Regions from separate parts of the Homo sapiens genome. Here regions 1, 2 and 4 are each linked to region 3. Evidence: chromatin contacts called from ENCODE Hi-C or POLR2A ChIA-PET data. All regions are on one chromosome and are shown on one strand. Each heading gives the region's core, a stretch centred on a gene start or an enhancer-like site at or near the end of the contact. The rest is flanking DNA. Distances are from core to core; before and after follow the strand shown.

Evidence for each region. A loop is a pair of places that touch in the nucleus more often than their neighbours do. ChIA-PET counts read pairs that join two places held with the same protein, here RNA polymerase II (POLR2A). Pooled maps may share reads with other maps.
Region 1: a loop to region 3 is called in a pooled map, with 12 times the contacts of the local background. The contact joins the promoter of RPL21 here to the promoter of UBL3 in region 3. A Hi-C loop is called at or near these places in 8 of 50 pooled maps.
Region 2: a pooled map shows a loop between it and region 3 (13-fold over the local background). The contact joins the promoter of MTIF3 here to the promoter of UBL3 in region 3. A Hi-C loop is called at or near these places in 8 of 50 pooled maps.
Region 4: a loop to region 3 is called in a map of CD8-positive, alpha-beta T cell, with 11 times the contacts of the local background. The contact joins the promoter of LNX2 here to the promoter of UBL3 in region 3. A Hi-C loop is called at or near these places in 1 of 168 maps with a recorded cell type or tissue (CD8-positive, alpha-beta T cell) and 9 of 50 pooled maps. POLR2A ChIA-PET finds 5 or more read pairs at or near these places in 1 of 52 experiments (WTC11).

What each region holds. Positions count from the first base shown.
Region 1 is chr13:27,247,254-27,253,423 of GRCh38, reverse strand. It overlaps RPL21 (ribosomal protein L21), which reads right to left and starts at 1,866. Exons shown (of 6, transcript NM_000982.4): 1 at 1,839-1,866. RefSeq lists enhancers at 1,373-1,958, 1,612-2,151, 1,959-2,544, 1,363-2,562.
Region 2 is chr13:27,446,498-27,452,768 of GRCh38, reverse strand. MTIF3 (mitochondrial translational initiation factor 3) reads left to right here and starts at 2,205. Exons shown (of 5, transcript NM_152912.5): 1 at 2,205-2,260. RefSeq lists enhancers at 1,771-1,830, 1,851-2,210, 2,054-2,968.
Region 3 is chr13:29,847,058-29,853,105 of GRCh38, reverse strand. UBL3 (ubiquitin like 3) reads left to right here and starts at 2,489. Exons shown (of 5, transcript NM_007106.4): 1 at 2,489-3,594. The coding sequence starts at 3,568. RefSeq lists silencers at 2,334-2,443, 2,714-3,013 and enhancers at 2,574-2,643, 3,314-3,383, 3,854-3,923.
Region 4 is chr13:27,615,709-27,621,778 of GRCh38, reverse strand. LNX2 (ligand of numb-protein X 2) reads left to right here and starts at 1,250. Exons shown (of 10, transcript NM_153371.4): 1 at 1,250-1,404. It also overlaps a transcript of POLR1D not described here. RefSeq lists silencers at 1-190, 811-1,700 and an enhancer at 494-1,222.

The sequences.
Region 1 (6,170 bases), core at 617-3,116, 2.6 Mb after region 3:
AATTACTAACTAGAAGATAATTTAGTGGAGAACACAATAAAACAGCCTTACATTTTTATGTGAATTAAACCTTTCTTGTCAACCAAATTTTCCGTGATGGTGTATCTCAAACATCATCTATTTAACTATCAGAAATCTCAAGCCACTTCACATTTCTGATTATTTACTACGAACGTATATAGGGTAGAAGAGAGGGGAACCCAGGCTTTATAATCATTGACCTAAATTTGACATAGGCTCTGCCACTTACTAGCTGGGACACCCACATTTCATCTCTCATCTTCATTTGTAAAATAGGGGTGAACACTTTCGTAGCTGAGGTAATGTCTACAAAGAACTCAGCAATGCTTGGCCCGTGTAAAGTGCTCAGTAGTAACCGGCAGCTAATTTATCATTATCTAAGAATTCACCTACAGGCATTTAGAAATTAACCTTTCCTTTGTTTCCCAAAAAGGCCAAAACAATAGTTTTGATAGCTCTTTAGTCATTATAGGGCAGAAATGCCATTCCTGGCCATTACTCCTACCATAAGGTAAAATACAGCAGTCAGGCTTGACGTGTTGACAATATTCTAACACAATTTGGTTTCTAAGTTTACCAACAATCCTTTAAGAATGGCTCCCAAAGTACCATTTTTATAAAAATTGTATAGCAAGAAGACATGTTTCACCTAACTCACCAAAGTCAAACCATTGTTACAATGGATGAACCCTTTAAATGCCAGGTACTCTGTTCCAATCCCCAAAGCCTTTAGATGTGTATAAAGTTCCAAAAACTTGTGCTAAGTTAGTACACAAAGGGTGATACTGTGTAGATTCAAGTCACTTTGTGGAATCACCAAGTGGCATAATCAGTTAACTCATTCCTGATTCCAGAGCCCATAATCCTCCACTAGATCCATCTTTCTGAGTTTGGAATCCATTTTAAGCATGGACCCCATACACTTAAAACTGAAGGCACTTTTCAAAACGATGCTTTACAGTTTGTAAGAGTATTAAAATCATGGCAACTAGGATCCACCATAAAGAGCAACCTGCAGTTTGCTCGACTCTGTTGACGTCCACAAACTAGACAAAATGATGAACTATGGCTAAATGTTTCCCTTCACTCAAAGCATGCTGCCCTAGAATTCGCAAAACAGTATCTCCTCTTGGTGCAAATATTGGTGTTGCAACCTCAAAACACTTTCCCTTCGTCCGATCACCATGTGGGGTCAAAATTTTAAAAACAGTCGGAAATCGTCTTATGCATTAACTAAGGGCAGTGAGGGTTCATCACCCAGGACGACTCCGGGACCCACTCTCCGACCGAGAGCCCGGGTTTTCACACCTGTAGGCTTCACAGAAGATTAAAGCCGACGCCTGACTTTAAACCCATTCCTACTACCCCTTAAGTCCTCACCCAACATCATCGCAAGATTTGGAATAAAAAAGCCACACTGAAAGGAGTTAGAAAGGCATCAGGCCACGCGGCCCCCACACAGCCTATGTGAGAGGGGCCACCCACAGTACCGGAGATGCAGCCACGGGAACATAAAACGAAGTCTTTTAAAGATTAACTCGAGTCGCCTCACCCCAAGCGACTCAGTCTCGTCTTTCTCGCAAATGTCCCCCCGCAGGGCCGCAACATCGCAGTCCGGTTCTCAGCCCACGGCCCAGACCCGACCCGGCGCACGCTGCTCCCCGTCTGGCAGAACATGGTTTAACCCGCCCATGCCAATGGACCTCAAACAGGTTAGAGAGTCTCCCCACGGTCCCAATGAACGACCTCTGAGGCCACAAGGTCGCGGTTCAAGTCTGTCGAACACCTAGCGCCCGGGAGCCACGCGTAGGCCCTACCTGGAAGATGGCGGTTCCGGCCGAAAGGAAAGAGGCGGGGCCGCGGCGCGCGCCTTACAAGGGCCTGTGGGCTGCCCACGGCGCTGCCTGAGGGAAACGCCAACCGTAAGCGACTTCTTTCTAGGGAAGAAGATCGTCTCTGAGAACACAGAAAGTCTGTGAGGATATTTTCCCCTCTTGCGAAAGAAAGGCAACCGGCCAACACAAGCTGACACTTGCATCGTGTCAGACAGCCCGGAAAGGGGCCTTCAAGGGCGATCAAGAGGACGCCGTCGTCCCGAGCGTGCTTACGCCATCCTTTGCGTCACCGCCTTCGCCGGAAGCTGCCTTGTATCCGCGTCTCCGCAGGGAAAACTGCGGCTGGCGGTGCGGGAAGTGCTATTAGTAGTTGTTTATTTGTTTGTTTGCAGAAATAATTGCTTGGGTACGAAGGTCAAACGAGAATGAAGCAAGTATATTATCTAGTTTGTATGTCTTTAAATAGTTTCTCCTCCACACGTCTAAACATACGCACCTGCTAGTAGGTGCGCAAATGTTAAAACCTCTTTGGGAAAGCAATGTGGCAAAATCTAGTAAAAGTTTTCAATTACTAAACCCCAGCACTCTGCTCCTACCTATATGTCTTGTAGAAACTTTGGTAAGTGAACAAGGATGTACGTAACAGCGCTGTGGGTAGAAGCAAAAAATTAGAAACGTCCATCAATAACAGAATAAATACCTTATGGGATGTTAGGATGTAGTATTATACGCCAATAAAAGAAGACTGAACTCAGAAATGTGATGAGGCAAAAAGAGAAAGATGTAGAAAAATAAATAGTATGACAATTCATATACATTCAACTCTAAAACTTGTAAAACAATGCTATATATTGCTTAGTTATGCATACATATGTAGTTAAAGAAGTCAAGAAATACAAGAGAATGAAAATCAAGTTGAGAAAAGCAGTCATATCTGGTAAGGAGGGGACAATAAAGGGAGGCTTTAACTGTATTGACCATTATTAAACCGGGTGTTAAATATATGGGTGGCCATTGTTTTATTCACTACACCTTTAAAAATAGATATTATTTTCTTAATGTAGTTTATTTAAATTGAGATAATGCCATATACCCAGCATCCAGTTTCCCCTATTATTAACATCTCATGCTAATATGGTACATTTGTTGCAATTAATGAACCAATATTTTACACTGTTATTAACTAAGGTTCACATTTTATTCAGATTTCCTTCGGTTTTACCTAATACCCTTTTTCTGTTCCAGGATTCCATCCAGAATACCACATTACATTTAGTTATGATGTCTCCTTATATGCCTCTTGTGGCTGTGGCAGTTTCTCAAACTTTCCTTACTTTTGGTGACCTTGAGAGTTTTGAGGAGTACTGGTCATGTATTTTGTAGGATGTCCTAATCATGGAATTTGTCTCATGTTTTTCTCATGATTGTATGTATTTTTAGGATGCATTTTTAAAAAGTCAGCTAAGTTAACAAAATCCCTTATCAGACTGAATATAAATAATATCGTCCAGTCGCTTTTGAAATTTGCATGTCTTCGACTCACTCTCCTGATGCACCTGAAAGTTGTAATTTCTAAGAACTGCGTCAGCACCATTTTTTAAATGTGTACATTCTGTGACCATCGTCATCAGCACTTAACATCATTTGCTGAAGAACTTGAGGAGGAATAGGATTTGGTATTGATTCCTTCAATACGTTGACTCCTCCAGACTTTCACTGTAACCATTAGCCCTTGGCTTCTAGATTGTCTTTAACTTAATTTTCTGTAGTTCATTATTACAGTCACTCTGTTAGCACTCACTTCCTCAGGTCACTTTTCCTTTCCCATTACTTTCTTTCTTTCTTTGAGAGGGAATTTTGTTCTTGTTGCCCAGGCTGGAGTGCAGTGGCGCGACATCGACTCACCACAACCTCTGCCTCCCGGGTTCAAGCGATTCTCTTGCCTCAGGCTCACGAGGAGTAGCTGGGATTACAGGCGCCCGCCACCACACCTGGCTGATTTTTTTGTTTTTAGTAGCGACGAGGTTTCACCATGTTGGCCAGGCTGGTCTCCAACTCCTGACCTCAGGTGATCCACCCGCCTCCACCTCCCAAAGTGCTGGGATTATAGGCGTGAGCCACCGCGCCTGGCCCCCATCACTTTCTTAGCACATACCGAACCTTGGATAAATGCAACCGTGACAGTACCTCCACAGCTGAGCACCGTTGAAGAAAATCTTGTAATCTGGTGTGATGACAAATCAGAAACTAGTCATCCATGCACTATATTTTTTTGCACTTGGAAATATTTTTTTGAGCCCATAGAGTGTTTTAAAAATTAACATATCAAAAAAAAAAGATTTCTGGCTTCCCTTGAGAAATCAGGAGATCTGGCAGCATAGAGCTGATAGTCTTGATGGCCACTCCACTGGCTTCCCCTTTAGATGGGGCATTCATTCTTGAGTTCCTTCATCACTCAGCCTGCTTCAGTCATTTACCTGCCTGGCTCCTGTTGGCATTTGTGTTTTTAGCCTCTCCCATAAATTCACGACCAACCCTTAACAAATGGGTACTGTACTGTTTAGCATCCCCACTACAGTTCCCCAGTTAATTTGCTTACCTGCTGTCAAAAAAAAAATTAAGCTTTTACATAATTAAAGTTAGTTTTATTCAGAAGTCTCACTGAGGACTGTAGACCAAGGTTTATACCCTGAGGGCAGTTCTTTCACAGGGCTCCAAAGTGGTCCCTCAGCCCATTGCTTCTATGTAGGTTGTGGGGGTTCTGTATGTGTGAAATCTCATTAAAGTTTGGGTGTAAGAGTACATCAGTTTATAGATTACTAAAGTAATTTGGTTATAGATTGTAGAAGCATAATCACTAACCCTGTCAGACATCTTCATGTAGGAAAAGGCAAGGTCAAGTTCATTTACTGTTTCAGGAACGTTGTAACTCAGGCGAGTGACACGGGGGGCCGTGTGCTCTATCCTGTTTTAAGATTCTTCCTGAGGAGCTGCATTTCATCACAGTCAGGGGTTCAAGCAGAAATAAGCAAACCTGGCTTAACATTTTCTATTTTGTCTCACATTATTCTATTTAAAGATTATTTCATGTCATTTCTTTGATTATCAAACCTTCCTTTCTCCCACCTTTCTTTCAGCTGATGACTGCCTCTTTTTTTGAGACTCTCTTAGTCCCCAGGCTGGAGTGCAGTGGCATGATCTCGGCTCACTGCAACCTCCACCTCCTGGGTTCAAGCAATTCTCATGCCTCAGCCTCCCAAGTAGCTGGGATTATAGGCGTGTGCCACCACACCCGGCTAATTTTATTATTTTTGGTAGAAACAGGGTTTCGCCATGTTGGCCAGGCTGGTCTTGGACTCCTGACCTCAAGTGATCCACCTGTCTCAGCCTCTCAAAGTGCTGGGATTACAGGTGTGAGCCACCACGCCCAGCCAACTGCCTCATTTTTATCAGTGTACAAACATGCTCCCAGCCAACTCCATCATTTTTATCCATGTACAAACAGGCTCTGGTGTTCCCCACTAAAACCCGCAACTCTCTTCTTTCTGATTCTGCTTGATCTCATATTCCTTTATAACTACTGCCCCATATGTTCATTTTTCTTCTGTCAAATGTAAAAAAAAAGGAGTCATGAAATTTTTGGTTTTGTACATCAAAAATTGTGAAAGTTCAGCAGTGTCATACAGTTTAATACATAAACACTATTATCTCTTCCTCATCTTTCATTCAGCTTCAGTTTCATTTGACTTCTGTTCTAGTCATGTCATTAAAGCTGCTCTTGTCAGGGCATCAACTGCTTATATGTTGCCAAAGCCAAAAGACATTCCCTGTTCTTTCCTTTCTTGATCTCCGCAAAGCACTGGACTCTGTTGGCCAGCTCTTCCTCCATGAAACACTACCCTTCCTCACCACTCCACAGTCTGATTTGCTGATTTTCCCTCCTCTCCCTGTCCTATAAAGACTACATTTCCCTGGGTCTTGGAGCTAGGCCCCTGCTCTTCTCTTTCTGTACTGCCTTCCTGGTTAATTCCATTTACTCCTATAATTTTAAATTTCATCTCTGTGTTGCTTACTACCAGATTGATTTATGTGATTCCAGCCTTTCCTCAAGATTGCTATTCAACTTGATATCTATTCTTGGATACTCTTTAGCATCTCAACATGTCCAAATCTTTTATTTTTCTTTTCTTTTTTTTTAACTGCTCCTTGTGGAGCAGGGCTATCCCATAGGCAGCGTGCCTAGAGTAGCCAAAATTAATTGTATGTGGGTACTCTACTGTTTAACATCCCCACTACAGTTCCCCAGTTAATTTG
Region 2 (6,271 bases), core at 956-3,455, 2.4 Mb after region 3:
CATTTCCCCAAACCTCTTCATCTTTATTCAAGGATCTTCAAAGTCTGCCCCCACCAAGCACAGCTCAAGGCTCTCAATGACTCTTTAAAAGCTTCCAAGTGGCCGGGCGTGGTGGCTCACACCCGTAATCCTACCACTTTGGGAGGCCGAGTGGGGTGGATCACCTGAGGTCAGGAGTTCGAGATCAGACTGGCCAATATGGTGAAACCCCGTCTCTACTAAAAATACAAAAATTAGCCCGACCCAGTGGCACGCGCCTATAATCCCAGCTACTCGGGAGGCTGAGGCAGGAGAATCGCTTGAACCCGCGAGGTGGAGGTTGCAGTGAGCCGAGATCGCGCCACTGCACTCCAGCCTGGGCGACACAGAGAGACTCCATCTCCAAAAACAAAACAAAACAAAACAAAACAAAAAAACAAAAAACCCCACAAAAGCTGCCAAGCTCCATTTCGGCTGGAGGTCAAAGAAGAGTTCAAGGGAAAAGATGAAAAAAATGGCTTCTCTCCATCTGTGGGCATGTCTGTAATTGCCACCCCATCTCTGCATGTCTCCTCCCAGGAACACTAAAGCACCATCTTCTAGGCGTGGAGACATCTGACAATGGAAGTCTAGAAAGCTTCCTAAACCACCTGCTCTGGACACAGCTGCCTTCAAAGACGGACTGCAAATGGATGCTGGCCGGTAGCTTCAGTTACCAGTGATTACTTGGTGTGAATCTACCTGTGCTATTACCTTAGCAAATTTTAAGTCTTTAGTTTGGGCATTAAATGTTTCAGTTACTTGTACATACTTCACATCCTTTTAATGTTTTCATGGACTCGTACTGTTTACTGTTTCTCTCACTACTTCAGTCTAGCAATGCAAGGAACATTTAAAGTTTGCCTGGGTTTGGGGTTTTTTGGCTTTTTTATTCTTGATTCTGCTACTAGTTGTGCGACCTTGGGCAAATTTGTTTCAGTTCCCTCATCTGTAAAATGGGTAATAATAATAATTGGCTCATAAGGTTGTCCTGAAGATTGAATAACTTGAGATATGTTCAGTGCGTAGAACAGTGTCTGGCACATAGGCAAAAGCAATCACAAATGTGGGCAATTATAATTGCTGAGCACCTAACTTTTCCCAGGTATTGTGCTACTCAGTCTGTCCCCGAATCTACGTCACACAAAATATCTTGGCATTGAGAAATAATTTTGATAGAATAAAATGAATCCTTAATTCTTCTTGATTAACTTGGAAATGGCCAAGATGCACACCTGGACTTTCGGTCTCACACAAGAGTTGTTTCATTACCTCCCTATTTTAACAGTGAGCGTCGAGCTACCAGCAGCTAAAAAGGAAATGGAGATTTCGTCTTTGCTCCCAAAGAACTATTTAAAGCTTTAGTAGTTGTGTCATCTGTAATAAAAGACGTAATGCTGACTCAAGGAGTTAATGAGAAATAAGACAACGCCTTCCAGTGGACAAGTAGCCAATAAATGTTAGTTTTTCTTCGTACCAGGAATCCAAACATTCCAGGTATGAAGCCAGATTAGGTGGCTTCACGACTGTGGACTCGCAGTCTGCCCTTGAGGAATTTCTTATTGAAGAAGAAAAAGAGGGGGGACACGGGGCCCAGACCCCCAGCACCCGGCTTTCGAGCAGGCTCCACGGGTCCGGGTCCGGGTCCGTTTTCCCTTTCGCCAGCTGGGGCCCCGTTCGAACCTCTCCCAACTACAACGCGGAGGCTCCGACGCCCCGGCCCCAGCTTTGTTTTGCCTCCGGGAGCCGCGCGCCACCGGGGACCCGCGGGGAGCCGTTCTCACTCCGAAGCTGTCTGCTCACCTGCAAATCGGAGACAGCGCCCTTTCACTTACGATCCTTATAAAAGACGCTTATAAAACATTTTATTCAGTGTTACATTAAAAAGACGTTTATGAAAGCAATTTATAAAGCCCTAGTGGGAGACCGAGATTGGTGTTAATGTAACTGGAGTAAGGGCTGCTCCGATTGCTGCAGAAATTCGACATTAGCCTTCACCGCACCTGCGGAGCAGCGGGAGCCAGGTGAGCAGCAATTTCCCCTCAGGGACTTCCTCCGCGTTCTCCGCATTTTCTGTCGGCGGAACTGAATCCCAACAGTAGAAAAACGTGGCTCCGCCCATCACCTTTCCTTTAAAGGACGCGGGGTGAAGCCCCGCCCACTACGGAGAGCGAAGGGGACTCGCCGCAGATCCGCTGTACTTGCGTCCGCTACAGTATGTCAATCGCTTGCCCCAGCACAGGTAATGCTAAATATGAGGCGTGCGGAGCGGTGCGCGGACCGGCATCGGGAGGGCGTGGCCTTAGGGGGCGCCCCTGTGGAGGAGGCACCCGGAAGGTCAGGGCTACCCCGTCCCGCCGGTACCGAGGGCGGAGAGGCTCCGCAGGTCCTGCTGCGGAGTCGGAGGGTTCTGCCGGGCTGTAAAGCCATTTTCAGCGAGGCCGCTGCACGAACTTCCGAGGGATGTTAGACCTAGAGTTGCCGCCAGCCCCACTGAGCTTTTCTAGTTCCGTCCCGACATGCGCGCCCTCGTTTGTGCGCACGCACGCACGCAGTACGTCGCTACGTCCCGTCTCTAGCCCTGGCGCTCCGCCGGTCCCGTTCTGCAGGTGGGCGTCGCCGCCGACTTACCAACAACCGGGTCGGGGGCTCCCGGAAGTGCTCTTGCGGCTTACTGCCTGGCACAGGTGGGGCAGAGCGAGCCAGGCGAAGGGCGCCTGCGCAGGACATGCTGGACAAATGCGTTGTTCTTGCTGCCTGCTGTTGCGGGAGGAGGCCTTATGGGGGAAGGTCGCGAAGTGACTGGGATTTTTTTTCTCATTTGTCATTTAGTGGGCTCCGTGGCTTAAGACTTGAACCAAGTAAACGAAGTTCTCTTACTGAGAAGTCTCAGTTTCAAGTACGTGTTGTGAAAGGCCTAAGTCTTAGAAAAGTAGAGGATGGAGAGAAGAATCTGAAAATCGACTACTATTCATTCTGTCAGGCACAACACAGTAACGAATAAGTCCATTTTGTTCCTGCTTCGTAGAGTTTACGGTCTAGTGATGGAGAACAGCAGTGCTAAGATCATCACAAAACTGTAATTGTAATGAATGTTTTAAAGGAAAGGTCAACTGGACTGTAGAAGCATTCAGTGTTAAGCTCAGTAAATTGGGGGAGGGATGGGAGAACTGGCTTAGTTTGGAAGGTAATCAGAAGAATGCGCTAAGGATCTGGCGTTTCCTAAACCAAGGACGAGAGTACTGTATTTCAAAAACCGAATGGCCAGTGTGGCCTAGGCATAAAGAAGAAACTGGAGAGGTGGGAAGGGCCTTTTGGCCTGGCGAAGGTGTAGATCTTTAATCTCGGGGCAGTTTTATTTAAGGTGAGGAAGGTCCTGGGTGTAGTGACCGCAGTGCAGTGGGAACTGGTTGCCAGGGCTCAAGCCGAGTTAGGAGACTGGCAGGAATCCAAACGAGGTGGTCGATGTTTTAAACTGACGGTGGTGACAGTGGATACGGAGAGGACTGGATGGATTCGAGTGGGGTTTAGGAAATGAAGTCGATGAGGCTTGGTGTTGGGTTGACTGGGAAAGTGGAGGCGTCAAAGGTGTCTTGGAGGTGACTGGAGGTTGTGGATGGGTAGTGATCCCATCACTAGAGTTCTGGAAGAAGACTAACATAGGATTAACATAGGAGAATAAGTTAAAAAAAAATTTTTTTTGAGAGTCTCACCCTGTTGCCTAGGCTGGATGCTTAGGCTGGAGTGCGGTGCACGATCTCAGCTCATTGCAACCTCTGCTTCCCGGGTTCAAGTGATTCTCCTGCCTCAGCCTCCCAAGTAGCTGGGAATACAGGCTCACGCCACCAGGCCCGGCTAGTTTTTTTGTATTTTTAGTAGAGATGGGGTTTCACCATGTCGGCCAGGCTGGTCTTGAACTTCTGACCTCAAGTGATCTGCCTTCCTCAGCCTCCCCAAAGTGCTGGGATTACAGGCGTGAGCCACCGTGCCCGGCCGTAAGTCCAGTTTTTAATACAGAGTCTTTAGCTCTGGGTTTAAAAGCTTTTTAAAACATATGGTTATTATTTCAATTTAATAGCTAAAGAAATAAGGTTAAATAGTTGGCCAAAGATATAATGTTGGCTTTTTCCAGTGTTCTAAATGGGAGTTCTAGCACGTAAACAGCTCAGCCTCATTATGGAGAGTACACTTTGTGCTCCCTATGGAAGAGCAAAACCAGAGCCAAGGGAGGGGAGCATGAAGGCCCAGTAACGGTAGCGCAGGCCCTCTGGGATTAAGGCTGCACTGCTCAGGCCAGAATGGGGCAACTGGGACAGTTTGCAGGCAGAAGCAAGGACTTTATGAAACTTCTTTGGAAGGTGTAAAAGAGTTCTTAGAGTCATGAGAATTGGCAAAATTAATTTCACAAATATTTAGTCCGCTAGAATCTATGCAACTTTGATCCAATCTCCCAGGAAAGAACAGATAACAGTATGAGCTTGTGAATATCAGCTGTATGAGAAAAGCAGTGAGTGAACAAATAATAGAAGTTATTTTCGTCTCTTCAGTCCACATGATTTCAAATGCATGCAAGCAATTTTTTATAGGACGAGAATGCCCACCCACCCACCCCTCATATCTACTAAACCACATATTTAAATCATGTTCCAGGAAGTTTCCCTGCAAATATTTTATCAGTACTTCCGGTAGAATGCAAAATAATGAATTATACAGGGAATACAGCTGTCCTTTGGAGCAGTAATAATTGTCTTTTTTTTGGTACAAGAATGTTCACAGCAGCTATTCATAAGAGCCAAAAATAAATAAATAAATAAAGGGAACAGCCTAGGTGTTCATTAACGAAAACTAGATTTAAAAACTGCGATATATTCATATACTTGGAGGACACTTCTTAGAAATAAAAAGGAACAAGGTAATGATCCGTACAACGTGAATGAATCTCGAAACATGCTGAGATGTCTTACAACAAAGAGTAGATATTGTTTGGTTCCATTTATATGAAGTCTTAGGACAGACTGATGGGAAAAAATCAGAACAATAGTTGCCTCTTGGGGATGGAGATTGACTTGGAAATGGCAAGAGGGAACTTCCTGGGATAATGGTGATGTTCTGTCGATAGGAGTTTTGGTTACAAAGGTATATGCACTTGTCAAAACTCAGATAAAGTCTGAGTAATCATCGAATTAAAAATGGATATCATACTATAAAGTTATGCATTATAAGTAATTGACATTAAGATAATTGGTTTTTAGAATATTGTGGCTGTCTCGGAGAGTATAGTTGTGGGAGTGAGTGCAGCAAATGCAACAGGATTATCATAAGAACGTAAGCGTTTGTTTCTATTTTGAGTTAGTCTCCTGGCCTCTTCAGCCTAGTGTTGTTTACCTCACAGAGGCATCAGAGATTTTCATCAGAGAACATGGCTTCCTATTTTTATTCAACTTTGAAAGGTTAGGGGTAGTCTCAGGCATCCTAGCTCAAACTACCCTTGACCCCACTTATAGTGTTTTCTTACTCTTTTTCTTAAAGTTCATCTTTTTTTTTTTTTTTTTGGCCTAACCCACTGGTTCTGAACAGGATAGGGAAGAGGAAACATCTGTGTTTTGAAAAGCATCCCCAGGTGATGCCGACAGGCCGTGGTTTCTGAGAAACACCACCCCATTGTAGACCAGTTAACTTTTAACCGTTCACTAGCAAAAAATTGTACAAGTTCTGCCTCAAACTGAAACCATCACCATTTGTTTTATTCTTCTAAAATTTTTATTTCAGTAGCTTTTGGACTGCAAGTGGTTTTTCATTACATGGACGAATTATATAGTGGTGAATTCTGAGATTTTAGTGCACCATCACCCGAATCGTATACATTGTACCTAATGTGTACTTTTTTTATGCCAGCCTCCTTCCCATCCGCCCCCATCACCATTTATGATGAGACTTTTAGACCTGAGTTTAAGGAAAACTAAATGAAGAAATAAAGGCACTATGCATTACAAAAAAATCAGAATTTTAAGTTTATAAAGTTCCTTATTTATGGGTCACTTAGATATAGGCTTGAAACGAATAAAGGGAATATTTTTTAAAATTATGTACAAAGCCAGAATGTCAATGTATTAAATTACAGTGAAATTTAGAACTTACACAGACTAGAATAGTTACATTGGCATTACCAGTGAACCATTCCTCCCTCTAGGCTATTGATTTGTTCTTTAAAAATGTATTAATTATTGAACACCCGTATAACCATAACCTAGAT
Region 3 (6,048 bases), core at 1,240-3,739:
ATTCCACCTTCCCTGTTCCCCCAAAATCCCTCCTACCCATAAGTAGTCACTTAGGGAAGATATTTTTAACAGGCCATCGGTGTCATGCCCTATTTTTCCAGGACTTGACACTCATAGACTCTTAGAAGGGACCTTAGAGATTTAGTTCAAGCTTCTCAGATGAAGAAATTGAAACTCAGAGAGGCAAAAGGTCACATAACTAATTCGTGGCAGAGCCAGGTCTTTTGACTTCCTATGAAGTTATTTTTCCCATTACAAAAATGCTGTGTCATTCACTTTCTTCCAACTGATGCTGACAATAGATTCCTGGTGTCAAGAAGATGCTACCTTTTCCTGCTTGGGACAGCTGAACTCCTTTCTACAGCCTCCCACCTCACCCGCCTGAGCTGGGAAGCAAAGAGAAAAGAAAGAGTGGAAAAATCTGCAACTGTGTCCAATAATGTTACCTCATGCCTTAACAATGTTAGGGATGAGTTATAATGAGTTTTATTGAGAATAATGTCTCAGCCCCTCTTAGAAGAGTAATTGGAAACACAGCGACTTTTGAAAGACATTGCCTTTTGTAAAGGTGGCAGTGGTAACCTGCAGCAAACAGCAACTCTTGCCTTTCTACTTACAGTGGCACTTAGGCCCGGCAGTGCCATGGCCAGGCAGTGCCATGGCCAGGGAGGTCATTGGATAAAAGTTGGAGTCAAGGGTATGGTGGAGGGACTAACTCTGTGAGTTAGAGCTTTCAAAATGTGCTCCAATATTCCTTCTGAGCTCATTGGTCAATTGAAGTATTTTCACCTGCCCTTATTTCCTGGGGGGCTGGTGTAGGGGTAGGGGGACTCTGTGGTTGCTAAACATTGCAAATGAGCAACCAAGTAACAAAGGCCATGGAAAATCACGTAACTATGGACTTGGAAATATCTAGACAAAGTCCTGAAGCCTAATCACAGTGAGATTTGGGCCTCTCTTCTCTTCTGGCCTTTGGTTTTTCGGAGAATTTGATCTATCTTCCTCAGGGTGATATAGGCCCTTAGGAGTGTTTGGAATTTCTCCACCCAGGCTACTCAAGAGGCAGGTACTCTAAATGTCCTGTGGGTTTCCAACTGATGAGAAACCCAACTGGAGAGATTGCTGTGGGGAATCACGTAGGCTTCTAGACAATGAGCTCCCTGAGGACAGTGACTGGATTCTGCCTCTTTTCAACAGCCCTATAGACAAGGATGTAATAACCCCCATTGCCAACCCAAGACCTTGGCATTTCTGCCACATGATGCTGCTGTTCGCTACAGTGACTCATTTTTAAACTCCTAGTGCCTAGCAGAGTGCCTGGCACATTTGTTTGCTGAATGAGAGAATGAGTAGTGACATTTCATATCAAATGATGCATTATTATTTACAAAGTGATTTATTTCCCATGCATGAACTCATCCTCATAACTACCCCTACTTTACCCCGGAAGGTAGGCAAGACCATTTTACAGATGAGGTCACACAGCTGTAGGTTGGAGAGGTGGCTTTCAGACTCTAAATTCATTGGCATTTATATATAGGCATCATATTGAGACTGCCCTTTCTAAAGTACTCTGTCAAAGGACTAAGAGATATGAATAGGGATTCAGATGTTGACCTCAGATTTAGGAACAAAATGCAGAAATCACAAATGTCCATCTGAATGGTGTCTCAACAATGGCATTATTTTCTCCTATTTGCTAATCACTGCAAGGCATATAGGTTTTCAATTACATTATGAGTTACATAGAATAGAATTTAGGGTCCAGATGGGTAAACTGGTGAATCCCCATGAAGTTTGTAGTAGCTATTTCCTGATACAGATTTGATATAATAACACTGTTGTATGTAATACAGTTTTGGTAATTTCAGTTAAGTAGATTGTAGCTTTATTGCCCTGGGTCTTCAAGGAAACACATGTTCAAATATTCTCACTGCTTAATGAGATCCTTGTTCCTGTTGAACTTATGTGACCTTATTGGAAATCAATGATTGCTTTTGTTCTTCAAAATGTAATGTTGAGGAGACCTAGATGAAATCACTCTACAAAATGCATTGAGATTGCAGGATGTGGAGAATGTGCTGTAATTAAAATGAATGATTCTGCTTGGAGGTACAGCATATTTTAGCTCTGTGTGCATATCGTGCATAAGGGAATTTCTCTATGCAGAATTATTTTCTCCCAACAATTCTCATGATCACAGCACTCCTGGTAGCAGGTATCACTTAACTCCTGGGCAGCAGCTTGTCCAAAGCAAGGGAAAGGGAGCTTTCCTTTCCTCGCAACTGTTGCTATGGGGGGCGTGGCTTCGGAGCTGGGTGAGGAGGCGTTCGGCGGCTCCCTCCCCCCCCCACCCTCGTAGACTACACTTCCCGTGATGCTCGAGGGAATGGTCTCCGTGGTGACGCACTTGGTGTCCGCGGAGGGAGGACGAGGACGGGGGCGGCGGCTGCTGCGAGGGGGGGCCCGTGCTCTCCCCGTTTCCCTTAGTCGCACTCAGGCAGCCGCCGCCGCCGCCGCTGCCGCCATGTTGGTTTGAGAGGCGATGACAGGAGGCGGCCGCGGCGTGTGGGACTGAAAAGTGAAGGAGGAGGAGGAGAAACAAAGCTCTGAGAGGAAACCATTCCCGGGCTGAGGAGAAGGAGGACCCGGCCTCTTCCGGGGACCAGCCGAAGTCGGCGTCGCCCGGAGCTCGCGAGGCCGGGGAGGGGAGGGGAAGGGAAGGCGGAGACCGGGGAGGCGGCGGCGGGGAAGGCGGAGGCAGAAGAGGAGTGGCGAGGAGCCGGAGACGATGCGCCCCGACCCCAGCTGCTGTCCGGAGGCGCCCGCGGCCTGAGCCCAGAGGGGCTGTGGAGTGTCCCGGCCGGCCCCGAGCACCCCCGCGCTGTCGGTCCCCCGCTCCGGTCTTTCGCTTTGGCTTCCAACTAGTTAAATGCCCTTGAGCGCGGGTTTCCGCGGCCCGGCTCTTCGCCCCCGCGGCGCGAGTTGAGCCGTTTCCCCGCGCTGTCCGCGCGGGCGCTCCGACAGCGGCTCTGCAGGGTCCGCGGCCAGCGTCCGGCCACCGCTCGGCCGCCACTCAAGGCTCACGCGTCGATGTGTAGCTACATAGTTATCTGTGTACATCCACGCTGGGGCATTTTTCTCCTGCTTAATGAGGACTTGACTCGGGAGCAAGTGTGAATCATTGCCGGGGCTGGGAAAGGAGGAAGGCGCATTTAACCCCCTCCCACCCCTCTCCATGTCCGTGTGTCACTCGGCTCGGTCCACCTGGCGCGGCCGGTCCTGGGGCTGCTGCTGCTGTTGACGACGACGACGACGACGGGGGCTGCCTCTGCTGTCCCGGGAGTTTCCTCCTGCTCCGGCCACACAGCTCCTGGGGATTGTTCCTCTTCGAACCAGAACCTCGGCCTGACCGGCACTTTGGCTCCAAAATAACTTTATTTTTGGGGGAGAAAGCACATCACGAACCAGTCAAAATCGTGGTTTATTTCTGTAACGTGAAGACTTCTGCTCTTTTTTCTTTGTTTGTTTTTTTCGTAAACATCTGGGTGTATATCAAACGGCAAGATGTCCAGTAATGTCCCGGCGGATATGGTAAGTGACGGATAAGTTATGACACTGATTTAATTGTGGTTTCCAATCTTATTTAATCGGAAAGACGGCAGGCGTGGGGCGAAGATTTGCTGGGGACTGTCGAAAAGCCACTGTGCTGAGCGATTTGGAGAAGTTGGAGCTTCTGGTTTCCCCCTTTTAGGAAGTACTGCTTTTAATATGGGTTCTCTCATTTGGTCGTGTTTTCTAAAGCATTGAAGATAGTGGAGAAGTAGGGAAATGTATCATGGTAGCTTGAGGGGACAAAACATCTCCCTCTTCGCTAGAAGCCTCCGAACACTAGTATTTTAACGTTTCTGAAAACGTCAGGGACAGTGGGCAGAGCTGAGGACGGGTGTCCCTACGAGAGAATAGGTAGGGAAACGGGAATCTTGCTTTATGACACAGACGAGATCGTCATTGCAGTAGGGACGAACTTGATATTTTTCAAGAACAGGGATGCACATCTCTTCAAGAAAAAGTATGTTAGAATTTGCTGTGAGGTTTTTGAAATGTCTGAATACGGATGGCAACAGAAATATAAAGATATTTTGGGATTTTCAGAAACGTAGGCTGACCCTGTATTGGTACTTACAATGAATATTCCAGGGCTTTTTAATGCCAGATATTTATTAATAGTAGATTCCATATTAGACATAAAGCTAAGGAAACATAGTATTGAGCCTCGATCACTGAGTGTTGAGAACTTGAAACAAAAAGTACTGTTGTTTATTGACGCCTTTCTTTGTTTTGTTTATAAAGGGTAAGGTTGTGAGTCGGTTGACTAACAGTAACCGTGTAACCTTACAGTGCTGGGGCTGGGCTTGTGTGAGTGTGAAGTTACATTTTGCAGTCCTAAGGACAAACATAATGCATTTAATTACCAGGAAGAGGAATAATCCTGTTTATGAAAGAATTGAAGTTAACGTAGTTGTGCTCACATATGTTAACATTTGAGTGTTTGTGTATTCAGTGGAAACAAATTGAACTTTGCTGATGATTAAATTTTATTTTATTTTTTAATTTTAATTTAATTTTAATTTAATTTTTATTTTTTGAGACGGAGTTTTGCTCTTGTTGCCCAGGCTGGAGTGCAATGGCGCGATCTCGGCTCACTGCAACCTCTGCCTCCTGGGTTCAAGCGATTCTCCTGCCTCAGCCTCCCAAGTAACTGGGATTACAGGTGCCCACCACCACACCTGGCTAATTTTTTTTTTTTTTTTTTTTTTTTTTTGTGGAGACAGGGTTTCACCATGTTGGCCAGGCTGGTCTCAAACTCCTGACCTCAGATGATCCACCCATCTTGGCCTCCCAAAGTGCTGGGATTACAGGCGTGAGCCACTGCGCCCAGCCTGCTGATGATTAAATTTTAAAACGCCAGATGTTTCTAGAGGAGCAAACCTCATATACAGATTTTATAACAAAAATTAAATGATTCTAAATGGCTTATTTTGACCTTGGTTTAAAGGAATTTTGCTCTTGTTTAATTTCCCATTGAATGCAAAGGAAACACAGTGTTCTGTCTCTGGGGGTGGCCACATAACAGCTTTACAGTCTCCTTCCTGAGTCCTAAAACTCGTGCGTTGTCCTTTTAGTTTTCGCTTCTCTTCTGGTGTGCACACATGAAATAGCCTCCTGCCTGGTTAAGTACGGCTGGACAAGCTTTCCTCCATACTGCTCTTGAAGTTGCCGGGAGCGGTCTCTAGACAGAGCTGGGAAATGCTATTTCCCTTGTTTGATGAGTGATCTGTGGGTTCATCGCCTCGAGCAAAGATTTGCTCTCTCGAAAGCCTCCATTTTATATCATCAAGCACAGTGCAAAATAGGTTAACCTTAAGTACCGTCTATTCTCTCACAGACGTTGGAATGAAATAGATGTGTTATTAAAACAGTGCCGCTACTTCCTTTAGGTCCAGTGAAGAAAAGCTGGAATGTGCGTGGCATCAGTCACAGATTGAGATGATTTGGGAAATACTGTTTCCAAGTCAGAGAGAGGGTTTGGAGGCTGATGTTAGGATCAGAGGACTGGGAAGTAGGAGCAGGGTTTTATTAATATCTGCAATTATAAAATATAACAGTTTATCTGTTTGAGACTGGATGTTAAGGCCTTGATTCTGTGGTGCTTTGAGATCCTTTGATTAAAGGTGATATGCAAGGGCAAAGCAATATTATGTAATAAATATATAATGCCCTGATGATGCTATTTCAGAGTGGGTACTAACGTACAGCACAGGTTTGATTGTTCTGAGTATTTTTTTATGTCTTGTTTTCTACTGTTCAACTGGTTAGAGGTTAAGATTTTCTCTTTGTGAAAGTCTTTTAAACGTTCGTTTATTACTTAACTTTGCATTTTTGCTTAAGAAGTCTATCATTTGCTATGTGCCTAGAATTCTCAACTTTTTGAAATATAACATGACAAATACTGGTTAGAAGTTGTCGATTAAATGCTTCATGATT
Region 4 (6,070 bases), core at 1-2,500, 2.2 Mb after region 3:
GCGGGGTGAGCGGTGGCTCGCGGCCCCGCGGCTCACCTGGGCGACCACGCGAGGCCACTCGCGGCGGGAGGGGCAGGGGGCGGGGCCAGCGCCGCCTTACCCCGAGGCCCAGACAGGCCTGCGGGCGCCCCGGCTCAACTCTGGTACCTTTCCCCAGGTGATGGCGAAGGGGCGCGGCCTTACCTGCCGCCCCCAAATCACTTCCCTTCCCAGTGGCAAGTCCGAAAGCGGCCCGACTTCCCAACTGGGGCGGTGTTGACCCAGGATGGCCCTTCCTGGGACCCCGGCCCTCCCGGGCCTTTTGTGGGACGACAGGCTTAAACTGTAGTCGGTCAACACACCTTGAAGAGGGAGGGGGGTCACGTGCGAGATGAGTCACCACAGAATACGAAGGTTGAAGGCGGTATTTGTTTCACCGGGGAGCTTGCAGTTGCATTTTCAACTGGGTCAAAATAGGGCAAGAAAGAAATGTCTCTTTTGGGGGAGTGAGAGTTTGGGAGAAAACTGTTTCCCACCTTATCCTTTCCGTCCTAGGATTCCTTCTACCCCCAGAGCGCGTCCTCTCCGGCTGTAGACTTCCTTTTCCCTTTCTCCCCAGTGGCTCCTCAAACCTCCTCACCTGCGGAACCCGCCCTCACCTTTGTTCCCAGGCGCCCAGCCCCCGCCTCGGCAACCTTTCGCCGCCCAGGCTCGCTCTCCATCCAGCTCCCTGCGTCCCGGCCTTCGCTGTGCTCCCTCAGGTGCGCTTCCTCTCGAATCGGCCCTTCTTGTCCCCTCGCCGCTGGCCCCGACCCTGCCCGACTCCAGCTGTCCAGCGCAACTACGTTTCTGCTTCCCTGCGCCACCTGTTCTCCTGGCCTCCCCCCACCCCGCCCCGCGATTCCTCTGGATGTTCACTCCTTCCCCAGCTGTGCCACTCTTGGCGGCGGCCGGGGGTGCGCGCAGACACCTAGCCAGCGGGGCTTCCGCAGGGGAATCAGGCGGGCGGCGGGGACAGCCCGGGGCGAGTGGGGGAGGCGGGCGGCGAGGGCGGAGTGGTCTCACTCTAACCCGGGAGTGACGGGTCCCTTCTGGCCCGCCTCCCGAGCTCTCGGATAGGTGGAGCCGCCCTCTGGTCCGCCCACCTCCCGCCCTGTGCTACCTCCGATTGGCCCGGGTGCGGGTTGGGCCGCTCGGCCTTGGCGCTGCCCCCGGGAAGGCAGCAGGGGCGGTTGAGAAGTGAAGTCTTGGCCGGAGTTTGCTTTTTGCCAGGAAATCCGCGGCGGCGGCGGCGGCGGCGGCGATTCCTGGCGGAGCGGAGCCGGGCAGGCTCTCCGCTCCCTCAGCGGGCCGCGGAGAGCGGGAGCTGGTGCCGAGCAGCGGCGCCAGGAGCCCGTGCGCGGCCCGGGCAGCCGCGCTTTCCCAGTGAGTAACTTTGCCCTGCCCGCCTCGCTGCGCGCCCTCTCGCTGGCTGCGGGCAGCCGCCTCAGGTGCGGGCGTCAGCTGGGTGTGGGTCAGCGCCGCGCCCCGGGAGGCGGCCGGAGCGGCGCCACAGCTCGCCCCGGAGCCTTGGTCCTTCGCGGCTGTCTTCGCTCGCCCGGGCTGCGGGGCTGGCGTGGACTCGGGTGTGGGTCTGGTCCAGGAGGGAGAGTCGGCGCCCGGTGCCCGCCGCCTGCAGGCGCCCGGGAGGCGGGCGGCCTCCGGCTGTTAGCGTTTGCTGGTTCCGGCCACCGTGGTGCAGAGCTTGGCGTCGTTTGCTTCTTAAGGGAAGGGAGAGGTGGGGTGAGTGTTTAAATTTCCTCTGTGTGTGTGTGGTGTCGGCAATGAGAGTGGCACTAGCTGCCTTTATCGGGTTTTGTTCTCTGGAAAGGGATGGGGAGAGATCATTCCCTCCGCCCCAGCCTGTTGCCTGTGAATTCTCACCTTTCTCTTTAGGCTGGAGAGGGTGGGAGAGAGATTTGACATCTTCCAGGGGGTAATTTAAAAATATGAATCTTGATTTGGAAGCAGTTGCACACAAAGCATCATTCAGGAAATACATCACTCGCTTTTCAAAGCTGTATGCCACGTTTTAAACAAGGACTTTTGACTCATGTAGTGTTTCTTTTAGTATTTCAGTTTACGTTAAGTTTATGAATCCAGACGTTCGTTTGTACCAGGAGCTAAAGTACACTTATGCATGGGCTTTGCTGTGTATATTATGCTTTTTAAAATCACAGAAATCAGAAACAAAGTTGAGTGAAAAGCGGTGGCGGTGCAGGAGGAGGAACACTTGTGAGCTCCAGCTTATTGGAACTGCCTTTAAGAATTTCACATTCTTGCGGCAATAGTACTTACTTGTAAATTGGCCTTCTTCCCAGGACAGGTTTTGATATTTCTTTTGCATGTACTTCGATGCAGCACTAATGAAGTTGGATCTCAGTAGATCAATTTTATTTACTTTGCTAGATTTGATTCCCACCCCCACACCTCTTTAGAAAATGGACTTTGGCAGGTAAAGAAGGAAGCGGGAATCTGGTATCCTTTTTGGCTTGTCAAAGCTTTGTTGAGCCATGAATAACAAAGTTTTGGCTTTTTAGCTTGTCCGAGTCCCACATGTGAGTTTTCCCATGGGGTAAAAGTAGGCCAAATGAGAACCAAAGTAGAATAACATCACTTTTAATTCGGCCCACTTGTGTGTTACATTCTCCATATATCTTGTTTCTCTCATCAACTTTGAAATTTTTTCATTATTTATTCATTTAGCCACTGATAAAGTACCTACTGCATGCCAGCCATTGATGGCGGGGGTTGCTTCTTGCCCAGTTTTCTCATTTGGAAACTGATCCATGCCTTTATCCCACTAGTTACCCTGAAGTAATTTGAACTTAGGGAGCATTTCTGCCTGGAGACCTGTAAGAATAGGTGTTACGTAGGCACTTAGTCTTCAGATTGGTTTGGGATTTCGTACATTGTAGGCACGTAGCACGCAGGCCACTTAAAAATAAATGTATGTGTCTTTGGGCTGTTGTATTACGAGCTTTGCATATGGGCTTGTCTGGCCGAAGGACCCAGTGTCCGAGGTGGAGGTAGTAGTCAGGGACATGTATTATTCATTTCAGAACACTTGGCACCTTTTCTTGCTTACATTGGGCACTAAAATATTTACTGAATTGACTTGAACAGAAAAATGAAGGATTTTTTATACCAGATTAAGAAATTTGGACTTTATCCAGTCAGTGATACTGAGCTGCTAATTTTAAGCAGGAGAATGTCATGATAACGGGTAAGCATTCCAGAAAGATATCTGCAGCGTCTGGAGGATGGTGGGCTTCCAGATGGGCGATATGGAGACTAAGTTGGAGGCTGTTCTAATGGAGGGGTTAAGTGCTCAGGGATTCTCTATTCAGATTACCTGGGGTGGAATCAGGCTCTGTCATACACTGAAACCTCTTTGTTCCTTAGGTTTGTCATCTCAGAGTTTGGGGGATAGAACTTGAAAAAACATGTCTATTACTTAGAATAGTGATTGCCAGATAGTAAGGACTTAGTAAATGCTAGTGTGCTGGCAGTGGAAGGAGAAATGACGTGGTGTTTAAGAGGTATGACTAGGAGGCTGGACTAGGTAAGTGACTGGGTAGGCTTAAGGAGGGAAGGATGAATCCTGGGTTGTTTGACTTCAGGCATTGATTGACATGTACTGGGTAAGCTGGCTGTGAAATTAAAACGGGTCAAATTCTAATTCTATTACTTACCCTTAGAATAACTATCCTGACAGAACTTTGATTTCCTAACATTTGGGAAATGATTGTCGTACCTGTTGAGTAGGGTTTGAGGAATTATGCATGTAATGCCTTTGGCAGGGTACCTAGCACATTCCAAGTGCTCAGTAAATATTAGTTGTTCCTTTAGATGATGACATTAATGAGCTAGTGGAATGTTGGAGGATATGAGAAGGAGCAGTTAAAAACAATTGATGGTAGAGGTGTAGAAGGGAAGATAAGTTCAGTTTTGGACTAATCTAAGGAGGTGCTAAATGGATGGTTGAGAGATCCATGATGCAGTTGTTGGATAGTTGTGTCTCACAGGAGCTAGGAAAGAATAGAAAAGAAAAAGAGTTCACAGAAAGGCTTTATGAGTATGGTAAGCTTTATGAGAGATTTAGAGGAAGGGGAGGGTGAAGGGGTTCACAGTGGAGCGATATCAGAAGTGTTGACATTGAATATTAGGCATTTCTATCCTTAAAATATATTTTGGCCACCATCAAAGAAAGGAGGACTCCAGGCTCTTGTAATCTGGTTGGCTCTTTGGCCTTCTTCCCCTCTTCTTTCTTTCCTTTACAATTGCCACCCGATATCTTTAAATTGTATTATGAGGAACTATTTAACTTTCCTTCCTGCTTACAGGGCTAGAGTTCACAGGCCCACCTTCCTCTATCCAAATGCATCTAGGTTTTTAAAAAAGAATCACAGGTCTCATTTCATAGGTTCTCCTCTATTTAGGAAGCAGTGTTGTTTGAAAAAGTAATACATATGTATCTTGCATGTAGAATTAGAAGACTGGGGCAGGCCTACCTAAATTGACCCTGTAGGAGGGCCTGAGAGTCTTACAAAAGACATCCCTTTTAGCTTTCCTGGCACCTGTTTCTTTTCCTCAGAAAATACAAAGCAGTAGGAAAATCTGTGGTTAATAAGTTATTTTGTTTGGTTGGATTCAGAAAAGGTGGCTATTTTGTGTATTAGCCTTCTAAGAAGTTATTAAGAGGAATTTTTTGGCCAGGTGCAGTGACTCACGCTTATAATTCTAGCACTTTGGGAGGCTGAGGCGGGCGATCACGAGGTCAGGAGTTCAAGACCAGCCTGGCCAACACAGTGAAACCCTGTCTCTACTAAAAATACGAAAATTAGCTGGGCGTGGTGGCAGGTGCCTGTAATCCCAGCTACTCAGGAGGCTGAGGCAGGAGAAATCGCTTGAACCCGGGAGCTAGAGGTTTCAGTGAGCTGAGATTGCGCCACTGCGCTCCAGCCTGGGTGATAGAGCTAGACTCCATCTCAAAAAAGGAATTTTTTAACAAGCAAGTGCTCATGACATTACAATAATAAATTGTCCTCTAGTTAGTATGCTTTTAAAGAAGCAGGTGTTGTAGGTTCTATCCTTTAGAATGTGTGCTTCCTAGAGCTGGGATCCTATCTATTTTGCTAACTGCAGAATCCCTAAGTACTTAAACAAATATTAATGTATTGTAAACCAAAAATAAAATTCTAAGCTTCCCCCTCTCCCCAGCCATCTGAATGGACTTCCTCCTCATCCAGGGGTCTTTTAAAATTTAACCTGAGAGACAGTTTCAGGCCATGAGTGGGAAGTGGAGGTCGGACATGACTTGTTATACCTCTCTGACATTAACATTAACATAGACTTTAAGTCCGATAAGAAACGTTTTACTACCACCTATCGAAGCCTACTACCTGAAGGCTTCCTCTGAAAGTAAGAACTTGGGTCTCCACAATCCTTTGTCTTAACCCAGACATTCCTTTCTGTTGATCCCAGGGCTTTAGACAAACTCAACCGACTGTCAACCAGAAAATGTTTAAATTTACCTATGGCTTGGAATGGCACTCCCTGCTACCCCCCCCAACCCCCCACCCCACCCCCGACCCCCTGCAATTGTCCCACCTTTCTGGACCAAACCAATGTATTTCTTAAAATTTTTTGATTGATGTCTCATGCCTCCCTAAAATGTATAAAACCAAGCTGCACCCCTACCATCTTGGGCACATGTTCTTAGGACCTCCTGAAGGCTGTGTCATGGGCCATGGTCACTCAGATTTGGCTCACGATAAATCTCTTCAAATATGTTGCAGAGTTTGACTCTTTTTGTTGACAGCATGCATTAATGAACAAATTGGATCCAAATTGGCTTTGATCTGGCTTGGCTCACAGACTTCTCCAAATCTTTGAAACAGTCATTGGTCAGAGGGAAAGCAAAAGAGAATTGATCCAGTGAGGAAGCTTGAACTGTTCCCTGTTCTTATAGGAATATAGAAGAACTGCAACATTGATGGCTTATGATTAAGCTTCTGTGATGTTGTGAAATATATATATGGTCTTTATC